Linked DNA regions of Mus musculus: all the other regions are linked to region 2. A link is a loop called in an ENCODE intact Hi-C map of the cell type or tissue named here. Cell type or tissue: left cerebral cortex. All regions are shown on one strand. Region 1 overlaps Sacs (sacsin). Region 2 overlaps 1700109G14Rik (RIKEN cDNA 1700109G14 gene). Region 3 holds the start of Sacs (sacsin).

Evidence for each region. Hi-C counts contacts between places; a loop is a spot of excess contacts. Peaks named below come from ENCODE experiments on the same cell type or tissue, not always from the same donor. Only the 100,000 strongest peaks of a DNase experiment are listed, where the experiment ranks them.
Region 1: it touches region 2 in a loop (2.2-fold over the local background); 2 of 42 quality-filtered maps call a loop at or near these places.
Region 3: it touches region 2 in a loop (4-fold over the local background); 8 of 42 quality-filtered maps call a loop at or near these places.

Annotation. Positions count from the first base shown.
Region 1 is chr14:61,169,870-61,177,869 of GRCm38, forward strand. Sacs (sacsin) reads left to right here. Exons shown (of 10, transcript NM_015788.2): 3 at 3,429-3,579. Among named protein-coding and RNA genes, the nearest start is that of Sacs, 35 kb to the left of the region's middle. In left cerebral cortex, a CTCF peak has its summit at 3,614; DNase peaks (open chromatin) are centred at 1,825, 2,978, 3,539 and 5,863; H3K4me3 peaks cover 1,931 bases; H3K27ac peaks cover 990 bases.
Region 2 is chr14:61,289,945-61,297,944 of GRCm38, forward strand. 1700109G14Rik (RIKEN cDNA 1700109G14 gene) reads right to left here. Exons shown (of 3, transcript NR_033788.1): 2 at 4,685-5,088; 3 at 3,039-3,238. Among named protein-coding and RNA genes, the nearest start is that of 1700109G14Rik, 11 kb to the right of the region's middle. In left cerebral cortex, CTCF peaks have their summits at 4,432 (motif pointing left), 4,673 (motif pointing left) and 4,984 (motif pointing left); DNase peaks (open chromatin) are centred at 4,438, 4,692, 4,927 and 5,888.
Region 3 is chr14:61,134,977-61,142,976 of GRCm38, forward strand. Sacs (sacsin) reads left to right here and starts at 3,481. Exons shown (of 10, transcript NM_015788.2): 1 at 3,481-3,795. In left cerebral cortex, a CTCF peak has its summit at 3,467; DNase peaks (open chromatin) are centred at 3,590, 5,500 and 7,957; H3K4me3 peaks cover 1,666 bases; H3K27ac peaks cover 539 bases.

The sequences.
Region 1 (8,000 bases), 120 kb before region 2:
TCTTTCTCTTTCTTCCTTTCTTCCTTTCTCATCTCTTCTTCCTGTTTCTTACAATGTGAATGTGAAAGCAGATGTCATATATGTTGACTCCGGGTCCCTTTCTTCAATGCATGGAGCTATGTAAGCTCCACTTCATTTTCTTCAAGCCTCTAATTAACATTTGCTCTGAGGGTGGAACACTTCCTTCATTGTGGATGGCCTTTAAATGGTGTGTCCTGCTACCTGACTTTACAGGGAGGGATCGTCTATCCCTCATCTACTTGCTTATTGTTTCTCTCCCTTCTTTGTAATGTAAGCATAAAATCAGCAGCTTTATTTACTTTTATTGCTTGTTACAATGCATATTTCCATGATCCCCACTAGTGCCATCTCTCCTGCCTGGGAGGAGCTTGCAGGGTGGAGCCAGGCCTGCCTTTATTGTTTCCAAGCTGCGCGATTTTCAACTTGTGAAAATCACTTTTCCCTTCAGATTCATAAAGATCTTCACTAAAGATGGAGTGCCCCTCAGTAGAATATGCATTGCCCATGTCCATGTGTGTGCATAGGTGAGTGTAGAGGCTGCAAGCTTATGTGGCTTGTTTTCATCCTTTATTTCTTCATATATTTTGAGAAAAGGTCTCTGCACTGAACATGGAGACCACTTATTGGCTAGACTGGCTGGCCGGTAACCTCAGAGATCTGTCTAGTTCCACTCCTTCCCAATTACAGACACCAGGCTCAGCTTTTTATATGCAAGGGTGGGGAATCTTAATTCAGATTCTCGAATACATGGCAAGCATTTTACCCACTGACCCATCTTCCCAGCCCCGGATTCCTAGTTCTCTGGACTCATCTATTTATTGATGGCTTCTGTCAAAATAGTCATGCCATTTATCTTTGCAAGGTGTGGTGGCACATACCTTTAATGCCAGTACTCAGGGGGAAGAGGCAAAGGGGTCTCTATGAATTCAAAGCCATCTAGGTTTATGTAGTGAATTCTAGGCCAGCCAGGGATACATGGTGAGACTCTGTCTCAAACAAACAAACAAAAATAATAAGTCCCTTGTGCATACAAAAAGTAGACCAACTCCCCCCCCCCCAACACACACACTGATAGACTAATGACTATCCTGTTGCTATTTTGCTACTTTGTCCTAGTCATCTGCTAGCTGTTCAAGTTTACCTTTGCAGTCTTTTGAATCTTATTGCTGCCTGCCAGTCAATATGTAACAGGAAATGTATCATTGTGATATGACATGTGGTCACTGCCCTGCTGCCTGCCTTTCATGTCTCTGGCTCCAAACCTTGACAGCTGTTCTTATCAACTTCTTTAGAGTTTCTGTGCTACCTAAAAATATTGAACAAGAAAGGGGAAAAACAGCTGAATACATGACCATGTAGCCTATCCTAGCACTTAAGGAGGCAGAGGCAGAAAAATCCTGACACTTCAGAACCGCCTTGTGCTTTGTCTCAGCAAACAAAATGGAGAACATATTTTAATACGGTGGTACACATAGGATAAGATTTACCTTCAGAGTCCTTTTGAATCGTGCAGTTCCATGGCATCACAGTCATGATATTGTGCAACCACCAGCAAGTACATGTCCAGAACTCTAGCTGGTAAAATTGCAACCAGGCCTACCCAAACAGTTGCTTAGGATACGTTGTCTCACTCTTTGGGTGTCCTTGTCATTCAGGGGTGTATCCAGTTGGGATACAGTAGCTTCAGTAGATTTTATGACTATTATCTGAAGAAGCTAGTGACTCCTCGGCCTAGGATGCCACTAGCTCTGGCATCTCTCCTGAGTTCTGATCTGCATTTCCCATGAGTAATGACATTGTGTGATGTATCCCAAAGGCATTCTGCTCTAGAGGTTCAAAGCTGCCTCTGATCAGCCTCCTTGTGGGCTGACTCTGCTTCTCTTGTGGCATGCCTGATGGCTGAGGTCAGTCCTTCCTGTCAGGGCTTCCACTCCATGCCTAGGTTCTATTGTTACAACATCCTGCTTGGTGCCCAGAGAAAGATCTTATAGGAAGACAGAGGAAGAGGGATGCATTCTGAACTCTGAAGACATTTAACCTGAAGATTTGTCTTGGGGTCTGGGTGGTACATGTCACATTACAGGTGCTAGGCATGGTGTTTGGGAGGGGCTTGGAATGGGGGGAATCTCACTTGATAGACAAAATCAATATTTTTTCCTATTTGTTGATATCCCAATGCATTCACTTGTATAGGCTTATCTAATTTAAAAATCAAGTATTTGTCTATCGGGGTTTCTAGGCAGGATCGTTATACTGAGTTTCAGTATTTTTCTCTAATTGATGAAACTGACCCGTTCCAACAGCGAAAGGAAAGCTTGACTAACATTATGGTCTTCTAAGGAGCTCTCGGGGTAGTTTTTACTCCTAATGATGAATCCTGACTATATGGAAGGGAGCCAAGAGAAGTGGTAATTAATATCATTTTAAAAGGGTTAACTCTAAAATGGAGTTTTTAGTACATGAGAATATTTCAAATAACAATCAGGCGTTTACTATTACACCAAGTAGCTTTTGCGTGGCTGTAATAGATGAGGGGTTTGGTTTTTCTATTTTCATCAGGATCTGTGAGAAGTTAAGTGGAAGGAGGTACCTGGGTGTAGCATGTGGGGTTGTGCGGCTGCTTAGTATAGTTGGGTTAGGTTAGGGCCAGGCTGCTCTTCAGCAGTCACTTCTGAGTGGAGGGCTCGGGAGAGGTGTGGCCTGGAGAGAGCCACTGGAGCTGCTCCTTAGTGAATAGACTGGGAGAGAAGGGGTGGCAAAAGCCGGTCCCAAGCATCCTTGCAATCGAAGGGCGCTCCTGGGAGGGGCGTGGCTTGGAGACCGGCGCAGGGCGGTCCTTAGCTGCACGGGGGAACGGGGCGGGGTCGAGGCGGGACGTGAGTCTCCTCAGAACAACCGCAGTGTGCGGGGTGTGTCAGAGGAAGGCGTGGCCTAAGAAGGGGGCGGGTCCGTCCTTTGCCATCCACGAGAGGGGCGGAGCCGAGGCGGGGCCTGAGGCTCCTCCAAGAACAGTAGCGGCCCTTAGGGCGCGTCTAAGAAGGCGTGGCTACGCGGAAGGGCTGCTCCGCAGATAACGGTCCCAGGGCTGCGCATGCCTGCGGGCGACGCCTACATGGCCCTTTGCAGCCCCGAGCGCGCGGCGCGCTAGGGCTCGCTCCTCCTCCGCAGCGGCGCCTTCCTCTGCCCTTCTGCGGGCTGCGGCAGAGCGCTGCGGCGGTACAGGCCTCTGCCATGAGGATCCCCGCCTCAGGGCCAGTGGCGGACCTCTCGGAGCGGCAGGGCTGGGCGTGAGGAGGAGGCCTGGGGAGCCCGCCATGGGGGACAGGTGACGAGACCCCGGGCGGGAGGGTGGTGCCGCCCGGCCGCGCGCGAACCCAGCTGACCGTCCGTCCCTTTGCCTGTCGCAGGTGGGTCCGCGTGACCGTGCTCCGCGGCTGCGTGGGCTGCAGGACCGTGGCGGTGCCGGCGACCGCTACCGGGCGGGACCTCAAGGAGCGCATCTTCGCTGAGACCAGCTTTCCGGTGGCGGAGCAGCGACTGTGGCGCGGAGACAGGGAGGTAGGTCAGCGCCAGGCCTGCCTTCTTAGATGGGCGCAGTCGCCTACTGGCGGCAGGAAATTCACCGGCTCCTGTCTGTCACGGAAGACTGATGCTCAGATGAGTCAATAGAGCTTTGTAAAGAGTTGGAGCAGAATGGCTGGAGCGTGGTTGTGGGTTGTAGGTTTTGGTTTGTTTTTGTTTTGTTTTGTTTTTTGACTTTTTTTTTCTTTTGCACTTACAATTTCCACATTTGTGAATCTTAACTGCCTAAAACGAAGACACGTATTTTGATGGGCATTGTGAACCAGGGAGTTTTTAAAATTCACAGACATCACCATTGATAGAACGGGACCATCATTTATATTTTTCAGTTTCTAAGTTTAACAAGAATGGTGTTTTTAAAATAGCCAATTCTGGAGCCCTTCCCACTCTCTTTGTGGTCCTGGGACTGAGACCTATGGCTTTGCATGTGCTAAGCAAATTCTCTACACTAATTTCTTTGAATCACAGAAATTTACAACTGAAAAGGGTCTTCAGACATAACTTAATCCCCAAAATGTTATTTTGAGGAGAAAACCTGAAACTTCTGAAGTGCTAATGAACGGCTTAGTCTACCAATACTTAGGAAAATGAGAACATTTTTACATGTTCAATTGTATTCTTAAATGATGGGGCAGACGCTACAGTTTTCTTGAAAGGGAAGCTTAAGCTTTATTGGGAATGATCCTGTTCTCTAATTTTAGTATCTTTCCTTTCTTATGTGATAAACATCATCGTTTCCAGGCCTTAAAAAGTCAAATAAAATCACAGGAGTTACTTGAGTGTCATGGATGGCGTTTCTAGTTGGGTTTCCATACTGCTTAATTCAGAGCCCTCCAGGGTGGTCCTGGCTTTTTATCCACTGGGTAGCTTTTCTGGTTTCCTGCACATTAGACAGATCTCTGGTGACCTGCTCTCAGGCACCTCTACAGACGGGTCATTTCTTATCATATTCCCCAGGGGTGTTTGCTGACTCGAAGACATTGGCTTGCCCCAGGAGTTGAGGCAGACCTGCAGAGGAACACACTGTTATTGCTTTCTTTGTCTGTGACACCTTCATTCTTACCCGCCTTTATGGGTTTGCTCTTCTGTGTCTATTCCCACTTTACTCCTGGGTCTACTTTGTTGTCGTGTTCCCTAAATGCATATGGTAACATGACTCAGTTGTAGCTCTTGACACTGGAATAGTTTCTTACAGGTGCCTGTGCAGGACTCAGATTTGGGGTGGTTGAAGTGGTCATATTGTTTGGATTGGGTGGTTGGGAGGTGAAAGAGATCCAGGCCCATCACTGATCTGGTCTGAGGTCATGAGACTATGGCTGTGAAGGTGAAATTGAAAGCATGGGGACGTGAGAAGGCTCAGTGCTGTGCCAGCCTGGCAATTGAACTTAATGCTGGAGCCCACGTGACAGTGGAAGGAGAAAGCCTTCTCTAAGACTTGTTCTCTGACCTTCACAGGTGTGCCCTCATCATATACCCATAACACAGTATGCACACCACACACACACACAACCACACAACCACACACACATATCAGACACAATACACACATACACCACACATATACATACATACATAACACACACACATAACCACACACATACACACACCAGATATACACATACACATACCATGCACACACCACACATATGCACGCATATCAGATACAACACACATATACATATACACAATCCACACACACTACACACATACCATACATACACACCACACATGCACAGACACCACACACATACACACACCACACACACATACACACACCACACACACATATCAGACACAACACACACATATACATACAAACACATACCACACATACTACAAACATACCATACATACACACCATGCATGCACACACATACCACACACCACACACACACCACACATACCACACACACACACACCACCACCACCAACAACAACAGCACCAACACCAACACCACAAACTACAAATAAGCAAATGAAGGGATATACAGGGCACTTTGTAAAGGACAGAATTGTGGCAGTTGGTGCCACATGGACCTAAAGGAAGGAGCGAGGAAGTAAACTAAGGCAGAAGGCTTTATAGGCATGTTTGCAAGCCTGGAACCAGACCAGGAGAGCAAGGGTTTCTTAGCAGATGACAGAGGCAGCTCATTCTGGAACAAGTGTGGCAGTCAGTTTGCTTTTAGATGTGGTTCAGCTGATGGTGAGACACAGAAGGAATTAGGAAAATGCATATAACGGAGAAGTGGGTGACCCAGATCCTGCTTGCCACCACCATGTACATGTAACTGGGGCCAAATTCATGTGTCAGAATTGCTTTCCCATTTGAAAGTCTGGTCACTGCTAAGGTCTGTGACTGTAAGGACTGAAAGTCAGCTCACAACTGCAGATGGATTCAGAAAGAGAGGTCAGGGCTAGAGATAGGTCGTGGCTGATGCTTAGCAGTTCTCCCTTTCTGTATCTGGGGAGTGTGTGGGAAGAGCATCACTGAGCTCCTGGGCCCTGTTCTATGATCTCCACACCCTGCTGAGCTTCAGCCGCTGTGCTCTGTGGCCTCTTCACCTACCACCTCATTTAATGCTCTGAAGAAACAGGGTGTCGGCATTCTCTTCTCAGGCGGACTTTCCCCTCTTTACCTCTCAGTCCCTGCTGCTTAGGACTTTCTAGATTGACATTATTAAATTCTGAATAGTTTAGTGTGAGAGGCAGATGATAATAGATAGTAGATGGAGATTTAGCTTTTCTCTTTTAATTCATCACAAGTGTGTCATGTCCCTCCCCGACCCCCCAGATTTTGACTCTTGAGCATCTCCCTGTGTCATTGATATTTTTTAAAAAAAAAAAGAGGTGTTGGGTGATCTGCTGAACAGTTATATTATCATACTGTTTAATAGAGTCACTGTTTGGTAGTAATTGAAATGCCTATCTCCGAGGTTTGTAAGGGAGAATGAGGCTGGCTGGCGAGACGAAGCTTCTAATGATTTGATACTCGTTTTCAAAACATTGAGACGGGCACTTTGAATAGAAGGTACATTGCATCTGGGGGGAATAGGTGCATTTTCTTTCCTTGGTTGCAGTATCCAGAAGAGAAGGGAAGAGAGCCTATACAAACCCCCAAATCTTGGCACACTCCATAAGAGCTAGTGCTGCTGAGGATGTCTTACAGCCAGCTTGCTTTTTAGGCATCTCACTGCCCTGTGATAGATAGCAACAGAGATTATAGTCTACCAGATTGTTAAGTGTTTGACCTCAGTTAATACACTTATTTTAGGTATTAGTTTCTTGTAGTTGATTCTCTTTAAAACCTGAAAACGTCATAGGTTTCCTTCTTTTGTATTTTCTGCCATTTTTTTCTCCCAGCACACCTTAGTGATCCCAAATTGGACTAATGAGCCCTGGTTTATGTATTACTTCCTTTGTAATTAGATGGTTAATTGACCAGTGGAATGATCACCCATGATGACGTAATGGATATCTTCTTGTTTGCATTTAATACGTATGTGTAACCTAAGTATATAACCCAGACAATGTTCCATTTACTTTTGTTGGTTATGCCTGTTATAAGGAGCTTATCTTTCTTTAGGTAATAAGCTGGGGAGCTTTTTTTCACCCAATATTTCTTTATTAGTATCCATCTAAAGTGTATATAGCTTGGCTGGTCAGTATTCATTGTTGTGTGATATTTTGCCATGCAAATATATCACAACATTTGGTTTATTTCTAAGTTGGCTTTTGTTTTGCTTGTTGTTGTCATTGTTGTTGTTTTGTTAGTGGCAGTCAGTATTCCCACCTACGTTTCTTTGAGCACTCGTGTAAGGCATGCACTAGTTTTCACAGGATAGTTCTCAGGGCCGGCAGGTGTATGATGTGACCCTGCTGTATAACCAAGGACATACAGAAAGTAAGGAGACCAAGTGGGAGCTGGTTATTAAAGCCCGGGAGCCGCGGAGCAGCTGATGCTGGGAGTGGAGAAACGCAGGTTAGGCTGGAGAGACTGGAGGGTATGCACTTGGGCTAGAAGTAGCTGCAGAGGCGCTCTGGGGAGAGATGGTCCCCTGAGGTGCCTGTAGGTGGTGACACTATTGGTTGGAGAGTTGGTCCCCTGAGGTGCCTGTAGGTGGTGACACTATTGGTTGGAGAGATGGTCCCCTGAGGTGCCTGTAGGTGGTGACACTATTGGTTGGAGAGATGGTCCCCTGAGGTGCCTGTAGGTGGTGACACTATTGGTTGGAGAGATGGTCCCCTGAGGTGCCTGTAGGTGGTGACACTATTGGTTGGAGAGATGGTCCTCTGAGGTGCCTGTAGGTGGTGACACTATTGGTTGGAGAGATGGTCCTCTGAGGTGCCTGTAGGTGGTGACACTATTGGTTGAAGTGTGAAATAAAGATGAGGGTGCT
Region 2 (8,000 bases):
TGTCTCTAGATGTCAAGACTCAGATCCTGTGGAGGAGAGAAGAACGTCCCGGCTTGACTGTGCTACTGCTCTGATCAGACTGATGACATCCACACGTCTGTCTTTGAGACAAGGTGAATGTACCCTCCACAGTGAACAGCAGAGGCGAAGCCAGGCTCATAATGGTCCGACTGTGTAGGCATATGGTGCTAGCTTCTCAAAGATCATCCAGTGTCCCTGATGGTGACTTCCAGAAACTGAGTATTAACAGTCAACATTTGAGATCTGGAAAGTACAGCCTCCATAGCAGGAATTCCTTTCTTTTAGATTTCCTACTTTTCTATTTTTAAATACTTTTTCTACTATAAAAAGCCTTTATTTGGTATTATAGCTTTAATAAGCAAACTCTGTTTAAATATCAGAATCTGTTATTCCTCTGAGTTAAGATCCCCAGAGCCCATCGTCTTGCTCTTCATGATTTAAGGATCTACATAAAAGGATGCCTTTCATACAAAGGCACTGACATGGCAGATTTTCTGTTTGTGGTGATTAAAATATTAGGGAGGCCTATTTGGCTAAGTGCTAGTCTGGGGTTGGAGGTGAAGTGAACTGGGGCAGGAGATATCCACTGCACTTGGCTAGGTAGGATTTAAGGTGACCTTCTCGGAAGCCAGATTTGAAGAGAGGCCAGGAGGGAGTGTGTGAATAAAGATGCCAAGCATTAACTATAAACCAAAGCATAATGAGAGACAAAAACTTGGCGTTCATGGTGGGCTGTGCTCACCATGGACTGGCTTTCTGTTAAGTCTGCATATTTAAAAACAAACTCCTGTGTAACTGTAAAGTTCCTCAGGAAAATGGGAGCCTGTGACACAGCCTCGAACCCCTGGGAGCCAAGCCAAGGCTCGCCTTTGGCTTTTTGCCAAGCAGGACTTTGCTTCCAGTATCATGAAGTAGAGGTTGGAGCTGTTGTCACAGACTCTCCATGTGCCCAGGCTCACCCAGCCAGGCTGTTCTTAGAAACAGTCAAAAGCAACTCTGCCACCTCAGAAACAAGCAGGTGGTTACAGAAGTGAAATCCTGCAGTTATTTTTTTATGCTCATGGGAAAGGTACATGTTATAGGTCAGACAGTTAACAGATTATGAAACATTTTATGGTTAGTCAATTCCCAGAACAATGGAAACAATTTATGATGTGTAACTCACAAGATTATTGAGAAAGTACAAATTAAAAACCAAATTGACCTCTAGTTAAGGGCATGGTTAGAGAGGAGAAGAAATAAATGGGGCTGGAGAGATGGCTCAGTGGTTAAGAGCACTGACTGCTCTTTCAGAGGTCCTGAGTTCAATTCCCAGCAACTACATGGTGGCTCACAACCATCTGTAGTGAAATCTGATGCCCTCTTCTGGTGTGTCTGAAGACAACAACAGCGTGCTCACATAATACAATAAATAAATCTTGAAGGAAGGAAGGAAGGGAGGAAGGAAGGAAGGAAGGAAGGAAGGAAGGAAGGAATCAAAATCTAACATAGTTTAACTAAAAAGAAAATGGAATCAGCTGTCCCTTAACAAAGTTAAGTAAAAAAGGCAATACTCACAAAAGCCATACACAACAGCAGTAATGGGATAGGACTACATAAAACAGGTACTAAAACTGTTTATGGATGTACCCTACAAGCAAAACATCAAACCCAAAATACTAGGAACCCTAACTGGCAGTAACTGTGTTAGTAGCTCTTTTCTCCTCTTTTCTCCTCTGCGCAGGAAAGCAAGCAGCCTCCTTCTACCAACTCTGGCAGTTCTTTCAGAATGCTTCATTTAAAATTCACATCATGTCAAAACTACCAATACAAGCCACTAAAATTAATGAGTATTTCTCAAGCCCTGAGGGTTAACAGGAAAAAAATGTGTCTCTGGGTGGAAATGACCTCAGCCCAGGGCCACTCCACAACCTGCTCAGGGTGAGAATGGCTTCACACAGCTCGGGCCTTCTGGCTGCCCTCTCCCCTGAGTGCTTGTTTCCATCAGACAAAAGGTCTTTTTTAAAAGATTTGCTTATTTATTTTATGTATATGGGGTACACTATAGCTGTACATCTGGTTTTGGGAATTGAATTCAGGATGTCTGCTCACTCTGGTCAACCCCGCTCACTCAGGCCAAAGATTTATTTATTATTATAAGTAAGTACACTGTACTTACTTATAATACACTGTTGCTGTCTTCTGACACTCCAGAAGAGGGTGGTTTCCGGGACTTGAACTCAGGACCTATGGAAGAGCAGTCAGTGCTCTTACCCGCTGAGCCATCTCACCAGCCCTAGACAAAGGATCTTATCGGTCCGTTTTCTCCCACTCTTTAGCCTTTGGCATCCAAGCATTTAATCGTGTAAGTTTGGGGCGCTTGTTCTCTGGCCTCTGGTCTGTTTCTTCAGCTTTCAGATGGTACCAAGCTACGTTTCCCCTCCGTCTCTTACAAGATGGAGGCTGTGGTTCCCTCCTGTGCAGTTCTTCATCTGGGGCCAGCTCTGTTTCTCAGTAATCCACTGAAATCATTCCCATGATCATATTATCTAGTTTTTACCTGGCGTGGATGAAAACTACTCAACTCACCATTTTCAAGGTCAAATAAGTTCGGGAATGGGGAGGATGGTGCTTCAAAAAGAGCCACCACTTCCCTGGGTGGTGTGAGAGTTGCCTGGCCCTCAGAGGAGAGCAGCGAACACGGGAGGCAGTGGCAGGGGTGGAGGATACGTTTGTAACTCATCTGAAGAGCCTTGTGGCCTTGCAATTTTCTTTTCTTTCCCTTTTTGGGGGTGGAGGTGAAGGATGGTTTGCTGTGTAGCCCAGGCTTGTTCTCAGAGTCTCAGTAATTAGCTTCTGATTTTCTTTTTCCATCTTAAAGCAAGCAACAGGAAGCGAAGATTTTTTTCTGCTTTGCGTATGAAGAAATCACCCCCGTTCGCCATAATCAAAGGAGTAAGGGCAGTGGGGTTGGATCAGGTAACCTGCGTGTTTTACAAGGGAGACTGTACCCCGGCTCTAGGGATTCCCCACGGTTTGGCATTGGGGAAAGCACCCAACTTCCCCATTTATTATGTGGACAGGACTTGAATACACAGAGAGTGGCTAGGTCATTCAAGCCAGACTCCAGGGTCTGGAGCCAGATGTCTGAGCAGGTAGATCCCTTCTGCTGTCTTAACAAGGAAAGGCATCTTCAACAGGCTGTGTTCTTCACCTCCCAGGTCCTCAGCTTATGAATCTGTAAGATGAAGACGATAATAATAGTTAGCCGTGCTAAACAATAGTCCTCATAAATGTTTAAGAAAAGGCCTGGATATCCAGTTGTGGTGGTTTGAATAAAAATGACCCCCATAGGTTCATAGATTTGAATGCTTGGTCATTAGGGATTGGCACTATTAGAAGTTATATCTTTATTGGGTTAGGTGTGGTCTTGTTGAAGGAAGTGTGTCACTGGGGGTGGGCTTTGAGGTTTCAAAGGCCCAAGCCAGGCAAGTCCAGTGTCTCTCCTTCCTGCTGCCTTCCTGTGGATCAGAATGTAGACCTCTCAGCTCCTCCAGCACCATGTCTGCCTACACAGTACCATGCTCCCTGACATACTGACAATGAACTAAACCTCTGAAACCGTAAGCCAATCCCAGTTAAGTGCTTCCCTTTACAGGAGTTGCTGTGGTCATGGTGTCTCTTCATAGCAATAGAACACTGACCAAGACACCAGTAAATATCCATTTTTAGCCATCGTTCTCTGTCAGCATTAAAACTGTGGTTGGAGTGAAAGGGTCATATTCTAGAAAGTAGCAGTATTACTGACTTGAAGCTTAGAGTCTACCTTTCAATGTTAGAAGGCAGTAAGTAAGGAAGAGAGATTGGAAATAACTGGGGCAGATGGGGCCCGTAGGAGATAACGAATCAGCAGACAGCAGAGGTACGTCTCCTTTACCCAACATGATTGGAACCATACATGTTTTAAGACTGGAGTGGGGTGGGGAGTATTTGCATAGACAAATGAAAACTCTGGGAATGGCGCCTACATCTAAACAGAAATTGCATTTGTTTTGTCCACAGCTTCTACCCTTAGCCCAAGAGTGCTCATATGCAGTGTCCTCCCTGTGCTGCGGGCTAGACTGTGCTCTGTCACACAGGCTGTGTGGGATTTCCCATTTGTCAGTGGTGTTACGTGGTGTTAGCATGTTCCAGGGTTTGGCTTTTGGAGATTACAGATTCTCAACCTTTACAATAATAGACAGAAGAAATGCCGCTTGCACCGACTGTGTCTGACTGTAAGAGGTTGGTGACAAGTAGCTTAATTATCATTAGATGTTTTGCAAATGCCAGTTGTCTTCGTAATTAAGAGAGCCCAATTAGTTTGGAAAAGAGAAACTGGGGCGTGATCTGTCACAGGGCTTCTGGGTGCTCGCGGGTCTCTACTGACCTCTACTGACATGCTGAGCTAGAGCAGCGCACTGATAGGTAGTTTTTAAAGGCTGATAAAGACATTTCTTTACCATCTAGTTTCTAACGGACTAGAAGTTATGGGTAGCTGTTTTTAAAATCACATTTCTTGGGCTGGAGAGCTAAGAGGTTAAGAGAGCTTGCTGCCATACCAGAGGACAGCTCACGGCCACCTATAACCCAAGTTCGAAAGCATCTGGCGCCCTCTTCTGGCTTTCAAGGGACCTGCACACACCTGGTATAAGCACAGCTAAATACCGATTTAGAAGATCATTTGTCTGTTAGATTGTTTGCTGTCATGTTGGGTGTTGCTTTTTCGGTAGCTATGAAAGTAACTCTAGAACGTTCTGGCTGAGAGTTTTCTTCAGCGATCTTGTACTAATTGAAAATCTTTACAGGTCAGCACAGAGGCCATTCTCTGGTTCCTTGAAGCCCTTTCGAACGTCTCTCTTTCTGTGGTTTGTCCAGTTCACATCCCAGCCAGAGGCCTGTCCGTTTCTTTTTTTCAGTTTAGAGGCTCTGCTGCCCTCTGGTGTCTCTGTGTGGCTCTGCAGGTTCTTCTCTTGCTAGAGGTATTCCGGGAATATGGAGATGACTGTCCCAAAAGTAAGATGGCAAATACCAGTCCTTCAAGAGCCCCTGCAAGTCAGAATGTGTTCTGATTAGGAGCTTGCGTGATACTGAATGTTTTACCAGAAGAAACCTTAGCGGCGCGCGCGCGAGAGAGAGAGAGAGAGAGAGAGAGAGAGAGAGAGACAGAGAGAGAGAGAGAGAGAGAGAGAGAGAGAGAGAGAGAGAGAACGACTACCACCAGAATGCGTTCCCCTCCTTCTACTCCCCAAGAAGAAAGGACCAGACTCCTCCTCTCATTTGCTCCAAGCTGAGTTGGCCTCCTTGTACCCTCTGGGCCACCGCAGACTGCCCCACTCTCCTTTGCACTTTGTGGCCTCCCGCGGCAGAACAGTGCCAGGTGGGGAGAGGTGACCCCTGGCAACGTTAAACAATTCTTAAGTTTTCCGTGCAGCAGTGTAGTGCCTGAGCTCACCTTGGGCACTCCATGACAGGTTTCTGGGTTTTCAAAACCTCCATGCACTTTTACCCGTGTCTAGTTTTTAAGCCTGTGTTTCTGCAGAGAATGAGGACCCCAGTCCTAGGAGTTTCATCTGCACGCTGTTAATGAGAAATTCAATGTAATTGCCATTCTTCTTGCCCCATGAGTAAGCTTTCCTTAAATCTAGTTCTCTTTGAGTGGTTTCTTTCTTCCCTGTGTAGTCTAACTGTGGTTCCACGAGGCAGGCTTCTGAGTACTTCTAGTTGGTATTTTGTTGCTGCAGATTGAATCTAAAATATTCTCTCACAGGCTAACGATGTAAACACTTTCTCTGGGTGGAGGTGTCATTATAAAGACTCTAGAGCTTTCAAGATCCGGGCTCTGGCTGGCGGAACTAGGTTACTGGGGGTGGTGATAACACTTCCAAAATCACTCCCCCTCTGTAAGCCAGCCCCAATTAAAAGTTTTCCTTTATAAGAGTTGCCATAGTAGCCAGGAGGTGATGGTGTGTGCCTTTAATCTCAATATTTGGGAGGCGGAGGTAGGTGAATTTCTATGAGTTTGATGCCAGCCTGGTCTACCGATCAAGTTCCTGCATATAGAAACTATGTCTTAGGGGGTGGGGGGGAGGACCTAATTTGAAGAAAATAAATAGCAAAAATAAGAATCAGATGTAAGAATGATCCCATTACCAGATCAGGTGTTTGTTTACAATCCAGAACAACAAACCAACCCAGAACTTCTTGTAAATTCTTGTAATTACCAGTAAAGACAGAGGTTGCCAGTGAGCAGCAGAAGTGTGATGGTTTGAGTGATAATGACTCCATAAGCTCAAAGATGTGAATATCAGTCCCAGCTGGTGAAACTGTTTTGGAAGGATTAGGAAGTGTGGCCTTGGGGTGGGCTTTGAGGTTTCTAAAGATTCATGTAATTCCCAGATGGCTAATCTCTCTGCCTCAAGCTTGTGGCTCGAGGTGTGAGCTCCCAGCTGTTCCTGAACCCATGTCTTTGTTCGGCCATCAAGGACTCTAACCCTCCAAAACCATAAGCCCAATGAAACCCTTTGTTTTAAAAGCTGCCTAGATATGATGTTTTCTTATGGCTATAGAGAAGTAGGACAAGCAAGGGAAGTCCCAAGACAGAAAGGCACTCTAAGATAGGGGATGTTATTCTTCAAGACATTATAGCAGGCATGACAAATGTCTTTGATAGGCATTTAGTGGTGATCTGAATGTGCTTGGCCCAGGGAGTGGCCTTGTTGGAGTAAATGTGTCACTGTGGGAGTGGACTTTGAGACCCTCCTTCTAGCTGTCTGAAATATAGTTTCCTCCTGGCTGCCTTCTCATCAAGATGCAGAACTCTCAGCTCCTCCTGCACCATGCCTGCCTGGATGCTGCCATGTTCCCACCTTGATGATAACGGACCTCTGAACCTGTAAACCAGCCCCAATGAAATGTTGTCCTTTACAAGAGTGGCCTTGGTCATGGTGCCTGTTCACAGCAGTAGAAACCCTAAGAAAGACAGGCTTCATAAACAGGACCTGGTAGATCACTGGCCTGAAGGTCTCAGAAGAAACTGATGAAGTAGAAGTAAGCAGGAAAAAGAAAAGAGGGACAGAGAGCGACAGAGAAGAAGGAAGGAAGATGGCAAAAGGAAAGGAGGAAAGGATAGTGGACACAGAGAACCAGAACAGCACAGCTGAGCCCTGTGGGCAACTACAGTAGGATGCCAGTACAACGCAGTGGACACAAGACGAGAGAATAGAACTCTGAACCTGCGTTTCAGTCCCCAGCACTCTCATCTGGCAGATCACAACAGCTGGTAACTCCAGCTGCAGAGAATGTGAAGCCTCCTCGTGCACGGGCACATACATGGCACGCGCACACACAGAGGCTCCAGCATGGATCTGTCGGCAGTGTGGGTGCTAGAGGAGGGAGGACGGAGGACTGTGTTTCTACAGGAGCATGGCCACTGGCAGGTTGCTATGCCCTAGTGGGTGAACCCACACCCATGTATACATGTGCAGCACTAATTGAACTCTGGATCTAAATAAATATAAAATAAGAACATACGGCTGGGAAAGAGATGTGATGGGCTGCGTTGGGGTGATTAGAAAGGAAGAGTGGGGGTGGTTACAAACAAGAACGTGGTATGCATGCAGGAGTTTTTCAAAGAATGTGACCGCCTGAACATGATCTGAACAAAGACAACACCAGTAGACACAGATGAAGGAAAGCCCACAAGGCCTCAGCCCCACACAAAGACCTGCAGGCAACTAAGGATGCTGAGGGCAGGAAAAGTAGATGTCCCCGCAATTAACACACCAATGGGTTTTCCAATACCAAATGGTCAGCCCTGAAAACACACATATAAGTAACACTATATAGACTAAAAAGGTTATATTTATGTGTTTAGGAATGTGTGTGTGAGAGAGGGGGGGAGAGAGAATTAATGAAATAAGAGGCCATGAATTTGGAAGAGAGCGAGGAGGAATGTATGG
Region 3 (8,000 bases), 150 kb before region 2:
TTGAGTATGGGGAGGGGGAGAAGTGCTGGGAGGAGCCAGCTGGACTGAGGGAGGAGTCACCTGGACCAAAGGAGCCTTGCCCAGGCTTCTTTGAGACCCAGCAAACTGCAGCCTCAAACTGTGAGCCAGGATAAACCCTTTCTCCCTCAAGCTGCTTTCGGGAGGGCGTTTTAGGACAGCAACCAGGAAGAACTGAAGCTCTGTAAGCTGCTCTGATTTGAAAACTTTGTTCCCAAAGAAACCAAGCCTCCAGTTCTCAATGAAGAAGCTTGGGAGTGGCGCCTAGTGGAGGCCTTGGGTCGTGGGGGCAGAATTCCGTCGGTCAGTTAAGTTTCTCTCTTGTGGAGAGCTCTGCCCCTTTGTGCTTGAGCCATCTGGGGTCCGTGCACCCCACCCCCAGCCAGAGCAGCAGAGAGCCTTGCCAGGTGGACCACGGAGTGATGTTCTTTACAGCCTCAGAAACCAGCCAAGTAATTGCTTCTTTTATAAATTACTCACTCTTGGATATTCTGTTACAGCGACAGAAAAACATCAAGATGTTGGGTGTTCTGAGCTTCTGGGCTAATATCCACTTATCAGTGAGTGCATATCATGTGTGTTCTTTTGTGATTGGGCTACGTCACTCAGGATGATATTCTCCAGATCCATCCATTTGTCTAAGAATTCATGAATTCATTGTTTTTAATAATTGAGTAGTATTCCATTGTGTAAATGTACCACATTTTCTGTATCCATTCCTCTGTTGAGGGGCATCTGGGATCTTTCCAGCTTCTGGCTATTATAAATAAGGCTGCTATGAACATAGTGAAGCATGTGCCCTTATTACAAGTTGGAGCATCTTCTGGGTATATGCCCAGGAATGGTATTGCTGGATCTTCCAGTAGAACTATGTCCAATTTTCTGAGGAACTGCTAGACTGATTTCCAGAGTGGTTGTACCAGCTATCTCCTGAGAGGCTCTGCCAGTGCCTGACTAATACAGAAGTGGATGCTCACAGTCATTCACTAGATGGAGCACAGGGTCCTCAGTGAAGGAGCTAGAGAAAGGACCCAAGGAGCTGAAGGGTTTTGCAGCTCCCTAGGAGAAACAACAATATGAACTAACCAATAAGCCCAGAGCTCCCTTGGACTAAACCACCAATCAAAGAAAACACATGGAAGGACTCGTGGCTCTAGCTGCATATGTAGCAGAGGATGGCCTACTGGGTCATCAATGGGAGGAGAGGCCCTTGGTCCTGTGAAGGTTCTATGCCCCAGTAGAGGGGAATGCCTGGGTCAGGAAGCGGGAGTGGGTGGGTTGAGGAGCAGGGGGAGGGGGGAGAGGATAGGGGATTTTTGGAGGGGAAACTAGGAAAGGGGATAACATTTAAAATATAAATAAAGAAAATATCTAATAAAAAAGAGAAAGAAAACAAAAAACAAAAAAAATCAAGATGTAACCTAAATATAATTAGTATTGTGTCATATTTCGAATGATCCTGAACCTTAACTTCAAATGTATAAAGGAGAAATCAGAGTTTTAAAACATTAAATTGAAAAGAGTCACACTGCATAATCTGTGGCAGAATTTCTTTAAATTAAGCAGTTTGATTTTTAAAAAATAGATTTTCTTTTACATTTACGTGCTAATTGGTTGATTGGCTGATTGTGTGTACGTGTGTGTGTGTGTGTGTGTGTGTGTGTGTGTGTGTGTGTGTGCATTACAGTGCATATGCAAAGGTCAGAGGACAACTTTGAGGAATTGGTTTTAACTTCTTCTTCCATTCTGTGTGTCCTGGGAATTGAACTCAGACGGCCAGGCTTGGCTGCAAGCACCTTTACTTGCTGAGCCATCTCGCCTAATTTTTAAATTTTTTTTTAAAGATTACCTTCTGTGTCTCTTACAAATTACCTTTCAAGGCAACACTTTAGCTCTTGTCCCATCATTCCTTTCTCTTTCCAACCTTCGGTACCCCTCCCAGCCTCCTGGATTTCACTGTTCTCTGAGCTTAGAGTTGCCTCTAGCGGGGCAGCCCTCTTGTACAAAGGACCTAGTTCTCTTCCTGGCTGCAGTTTAGCATAGCAACCTCAGCATTTATATATTTATTTATTTATTTATTTATTTATTTACACCCCACCAACACTGTGTGTGTATATGTATGTATGTATATATATATATATATATATATATATATATATATATATATATATATATTTACAGGAGTGTACTCCAAAGCCAGTGGGAGACCTCTGTCTTATCTCCTTGAGACAGGGTCTCTTACTGATCTGGGAGACTTCAGGAGACAGAAAACTCTACCTGTCTTAACATTATTGAGCTATGGCACACGGCCCCACAACACTTGTTGTAGGTACTAGGCATTTGAACTAAGGTACTCATGTTTGTGCAAAAAGTGGCCTTGCCCACTGTGCCATTCCAAACACAGCTCTCTAATGCCCTTTTAAGATCAGGACCTTGAGCATCTTTGGGTTTTGGCAGCTTCAAGAAAGCAATTCCCATGGATTCCGAGGGATGACTAATAGGAGTCTGTGGTGTGGAAGAAATGCTATTAGATTTGGTATCTTCAGTGGTCCCCTGGGAAGGGCGAGACTACAGCAAAGCAGACAAAGTGGATTGCCCTTTCTGAAGTCGGTGCCTCTCCCCAGGGACATCATTGGAGCCTGTATGGCTGAGCTGAATTAGGTAATTTCCCCAAGGGTGCAGCAAACAGGAGCCTCCAATCTTCTGAAGCTCTAGCTGGTGTACACTCCCCATTCATAGGATGCTGGAGGATGTTGGTCCTGATGCTGTAACTAGAGCACAGCCCACGCAAGGGCAGAGGACCGGGGCTGCACACAAAGCTTGGTGCCGTAGAGATGCCGTGCCCTGGTTTATTGCCTCAGTGTCCCCATTACTAAACTGACAGAAACACTGAATTAACACTGGCATCAGATTGCAACTGTAGAACATTTTACAACACACAGCACATTTTGAGTGAATTTTTGATTTTTTGATACTTATTTGGAATCTCATGTCCACAATGACAATGAACAAAGGCACTGTGTATGCTGTTTTATCTGGGCATGTGCTGCTGTTACTATCATATGGCTATCACCTGTCTGTCATCCATCCATCCATTCATCCATTTTGAGACCAGCTATCCTTGAACTCACTATGTAAAGGCGGCTGATCTTGAGCGCTTAATCCTCCTGTCTTCAGACCGGGCAGAGTCTATTCAGAACTCTTTATGGGGCTGAGGAGGCCCATACCAAGCCCCTAGCACCAACCTTCTATGGGGAATGACTTTGTTTTAAGCCGTATGCCTTCCATAAAATTAATCTCTGGAAAACAACAAAAATAATAATAAAGCTCCCATCGTGACTTTTTACCTCAGTGATCCACAACACTGGGTGTGTGGCATTATGGCATTCTTTGAAGCTGATATGCTATCTCTTTAATTTAAAAAAAGAGAGCAGTGAGCTAGGTAGGGGGAGCTGTGACTGCCGCACTCTCCCGGCCCTGCGCTGAATGCAGTGGCAGTAACGCTGGCTGGGACTTGTTTGTTGTTGGTACAAAAGGCACACAAAGGCCGGACAACCAGGTTGATGATGGCCACCGTGAGACTCTGAGGGTCCCTCGGACTGCGGACTGCGTCTAGTCTAGGAACAGCTACATCGGGCGTTGCGACCCGCTGGAGCCGGGTGGTGCGGTCGCTGCTACAGCTGCTGCTGCTCCAGCTGGGCCGTGGACCACTGTCCTCTGCATCTTCGCCCCCAAGGAAGACAGAGCAGCTCTGGCGTGTAGTGCCACAGCGCACGGGTGAGGAGTTGCTACCTTGGCATCCTTGGGTAGGGTGGGTCCCGCTCTACCTCCTCATCTTAGTTCCAGAGGGGCTCTGACTGCAGGCTTTGTCTTTTTAATTTCCACTCCAAGTTGCAGAGAGTGGTCATAATGGGTTCGCTGCTGTTATGCAGAGTGGGGTCCGGACTATTGGTATTTATACAGTGGCATTCTCAGAATAGTTTATTACTTAATCTGCAATCGCTCTAATTTTAACCTCATATTCTCAACCAGCCAGTTCTCAGTTACCTTATTTAATAATACTCGAAAGCCTTATGACAAAAAAAAATTCTCCTTATTTCATTTCATTCCAGGAAATAATTAAATTCTTAGAAAGAGTTCTGTGATTTTAGCAAAGTTCTCTCCTACTCTGCTGTCCTTTTTTGCTTGCCTGCGTTTTTCTTAAAACAAGGTCAGTGGGGAGTATTGCCTTTGAGGCTGATATGCTGATAATTTTAGCTTTAATCTTACTCCCTGTGTCTCTGAAAATGGTAAAAAGCCTCTTCCATTTGAACCAGCCAGGATGGGGGCTGGTTCCAGGTGTTTTCCAAGCATAAGCTGCCACAACCCCATATTGGTCTCTTTACTCCTGCACCAACCAGTACAGAAGTAATTCACGATCAGCCCCCATTTATTTGTCTTATGACGAGTTTTACAAGCACCCACTGGCAGCCAGGTAAGAACTAGGACAGTGTGAGGTTCTCATGTTCACATCCCCTGAGTGTTGCGGAAGACTAACCAGCTCTCTTTCCTTTGCCTTGACAGTTAGCCCCATTCTGTGTGGTCCCTTGTCTTCTTTATCCTTGGCTTTTGGCTTTTGGCTGCCCAAGCTGCTCCCTCCCGCACCCATGATCCTTAAGACTCTGTCTAAGTCCCTTTCAAAGGAAGCAAGCTAGCTTACACCATCTTCCTGCGTCCCTGCTGTTGTGCTCATCCTGTGAGAGCAGCAGTAAGAACCGTTGACCGCTGTTCCGATGTTTCCCGTTCTTCCTGTCAGAAGAAAAGCTCAGTCACAGCTTTTGAAGAACAAGGACAGCTGACAGGAGTCCTTTGCTTTGGGCCGGACTGGCCCTCAGCAGCCCTGTGCTCAAATGTCAGCTCAACTGGACCTTCCTGCCACAGCCCCTTAGAAGTCGCTAACAATTGGTGCCTCAGTTTCTCTTCTGTCCAAGACACTGATGGTCATTGCTCAGATGATGGTGGTATCATTGAGACATCAAATGTTTGTGAAGATAGCTAGCTTAGACTAAGCAGTGTGTTGCTAGTGAGTATTTGACTCATTTCCAACCCATTCCACCCCATCCATCCATCCATCCATCCATCCATCCATCCATCTATCCATCCATCCAACCACACATACATCTACTCACTCAATCTATGAAACACACCAAATAGCTTCATTTATTAGTGTTCCCTCAAAAACTGAATTTATAAATGTACTTTTGGCTGAGTGCCTCTTAAACAGCCTTTGCTTTGGGCTAAATGTTCTCATACCTTTGGCCTATGAATGCGGAGCTAGAACTTCCTTGCTGCCATAGGGCTGTTCTCTGAGGGGAAGGGAGGCTGATTCCTCTTGCATACCTTCCCCTAAACACATCATGGTAGCAGTAACAATGACTATACTGGCCATGTCCCCCAGGAGTCCAAGTCAGGACAGTTAAATGTACTTAAATGTGCCAAATTGGAAATCAGAACAAGTCCCGTTACTATTTTGATCTTGGACAGCCAGGCGGCCCACTCACTCTTTATAGACATTGCCAATCCTGTGACTATTTTTAATCTCTACTTTGTCTTTCTCCTTTCTCTTTGCTATTTTCCCTTAAACTCTTCACTTAACATGCACTGGACTTCAGTGTCTATGATGGAGATGTTGTACCCTTCCCAGAGGGAGAAGGAAAACAGAAAAACTGGACAAAGCACTGGATTGGGAACCAGAAAAATGTGACTTTAGCTCTGTTGGCTTTTATTTGTGCATAACAGAAAACCATTTATCCTCGGAGCTAAGATAAGAGGTTTGGGGAGAGACTCTTTGACTTTCCTTAGAGTCCTGAGTATAAGATCTTGACAGCTCTCTTTGGACTCTGCTCACTGCCTCAGAATAGTCAATCAAAAATTACTTTTCATTCGTGTGGTCAAGATTAGAAATGATTTAATAGCCCCACTCTGTAGGTTAGAAGATGCAAGATTAAGGGAGTGGAAGCTCAGTGTATTCTTATTTGAGAATGGAGAGGTCTACTCAATGTAGCTTTTCTTGCTGAAGATCGCCGAGTTCTCAGACCCCATGCCCCAAGTTCTGCTTCTTGCTGTCATGTTCTTCCCACTGCACTTTGGAGTTTGGGTGACTGGAAGCCTGAGAGCTCACACAGATCACCCATTTTGTGCAGAACCATCGTTAGTTCTTTTATAGCAATGTAGCATCCGGACTTCTGTTTTGCTTCTGATAGTATTGCATGTCTCTTACCTAGGCCTGAAGACAAAGGCTAGGCCTTTCACTTCTTCCAAAAAGATAAAAGCTTGAAGTCAGTCAGGCACCTAGTGAATGGCAGCTTAAATTTCATGCGTATCTTTATTTGATTAAACTGCTGAGCACTGGAAAGGAGCGCACGTGTGAATATTATCGGTCTCTGGGATTTGTGGACATTTCTACACAAGTGTTTCCCCTTGTTTAACATGATGATACATGTTAAACATATATGTATATATATATATATACATACATGTGTATATATGTATATATGTATGTATATATATATTTATAACTTTTATTTTCTAACTCTTACAAACCCACAGAAGCAACCATTTATTTTTTTTTTAGAAGCAACCATTTAACTGTTGGATTAAACAATAGTTAATCTGCTTTGCACATAAAGATATTAAATTGTTATATTTTGAAGCTCGGTGTGTAAATTTTATTCAGTCTATGTCGCCTTCCCATCAAACCCACCCCCACCCCACCCCCACACGCTTATTTTTATTTATCAGTGTTTTTGTTACAGGCTTGTGCTGGGTGACCGCTTTAGAAAAAGTCTAGTCCTGGAGAACATACTTGTTCAACAAGTCATTAAATTCCTCAGAGACCCATCTAAGAACAGCCCAAGACTCTGAATAGACTTATTCTGAGACAGACCCGGGTTAGAAAGGTGGAGTCTCATCATAGTGATTCTGACATTTAACCTCTCGGCACTTCCAGCTTCCTACTTTTGAAACGAGACTGAGAACAGATCAGCACACAAACCCCTGGCATGGTGACGTGGGTGACGCGGGGTAGGCTTCTCCAGCAAGGTCGCTTTTTAAAACAATGAGCCAATTCTTGTGTCTTCTAAAAGCTACATGATATGCATCAATCTTGCCAAATTTAGGAGATTTTAGCCATATTTATTTTAATGTTCTTTTTAGCAGCTTTACCAAGATATTATCCACATGCCATACAGTTTGCTTGTGTGTTATGTTTATAAATTTTTATCTGTGAACGTAGGCAGGACTTTTTTTTTTTTTTTTTTTTTTTTTTTTTTTTGCCAGTGTAAGACCCTGCCTACCACAGTCATCTCTACGTATCATAGAATCAACTTGAACTTGAGTCAAGGTATAAACCTAGATGTTTGTTCTTATGATCTGGGAATGAGAGTTTATGCACACTGGTGAAATTTGTACATCAAGTCGCTAAATTGTTCACACTGTTGAGTGCCTCCTGTATCTGAGATCGAGAGCCTGAAACAGCCAAAGAGGAGTCAGACAGCTTTGAGGAACTGATAGCAAAAGAAACGAGAAAGCCCTGGGTCTCACAAAGGGCTTCGGAACCCCAGGGGAAACCCTTAGTGTTTTCATGGCTGTTCTGTGGATATCTCAATGTGCTTGTGTGTACACTGAGTACACTGCACCTTTAGCTTCTCGTGGTGGTGGTGTAAATACATTTTATTTCTGCGTTTGATTGCCCAGGTATATGAGGCCAAATCTGGCTGTGGTGACCATGACCTGTCCTCCAGCATACGGCCCACAGTACTGACCCTGGTGACACAGGCAGGGCCTACTGTGCTAGATCTTGCTCTGTTGATTCACAGGGTGAGTTCATCTGACTTTTCCACTTTGCAAAGATTCTGTTTCAACCTGTTCATCTTTGCTGACTCATGCTTTGCTCTGAGAGGATAGGGTATAGTCTTTCTTGGTAGATCAGTGGAGGCTGAGGG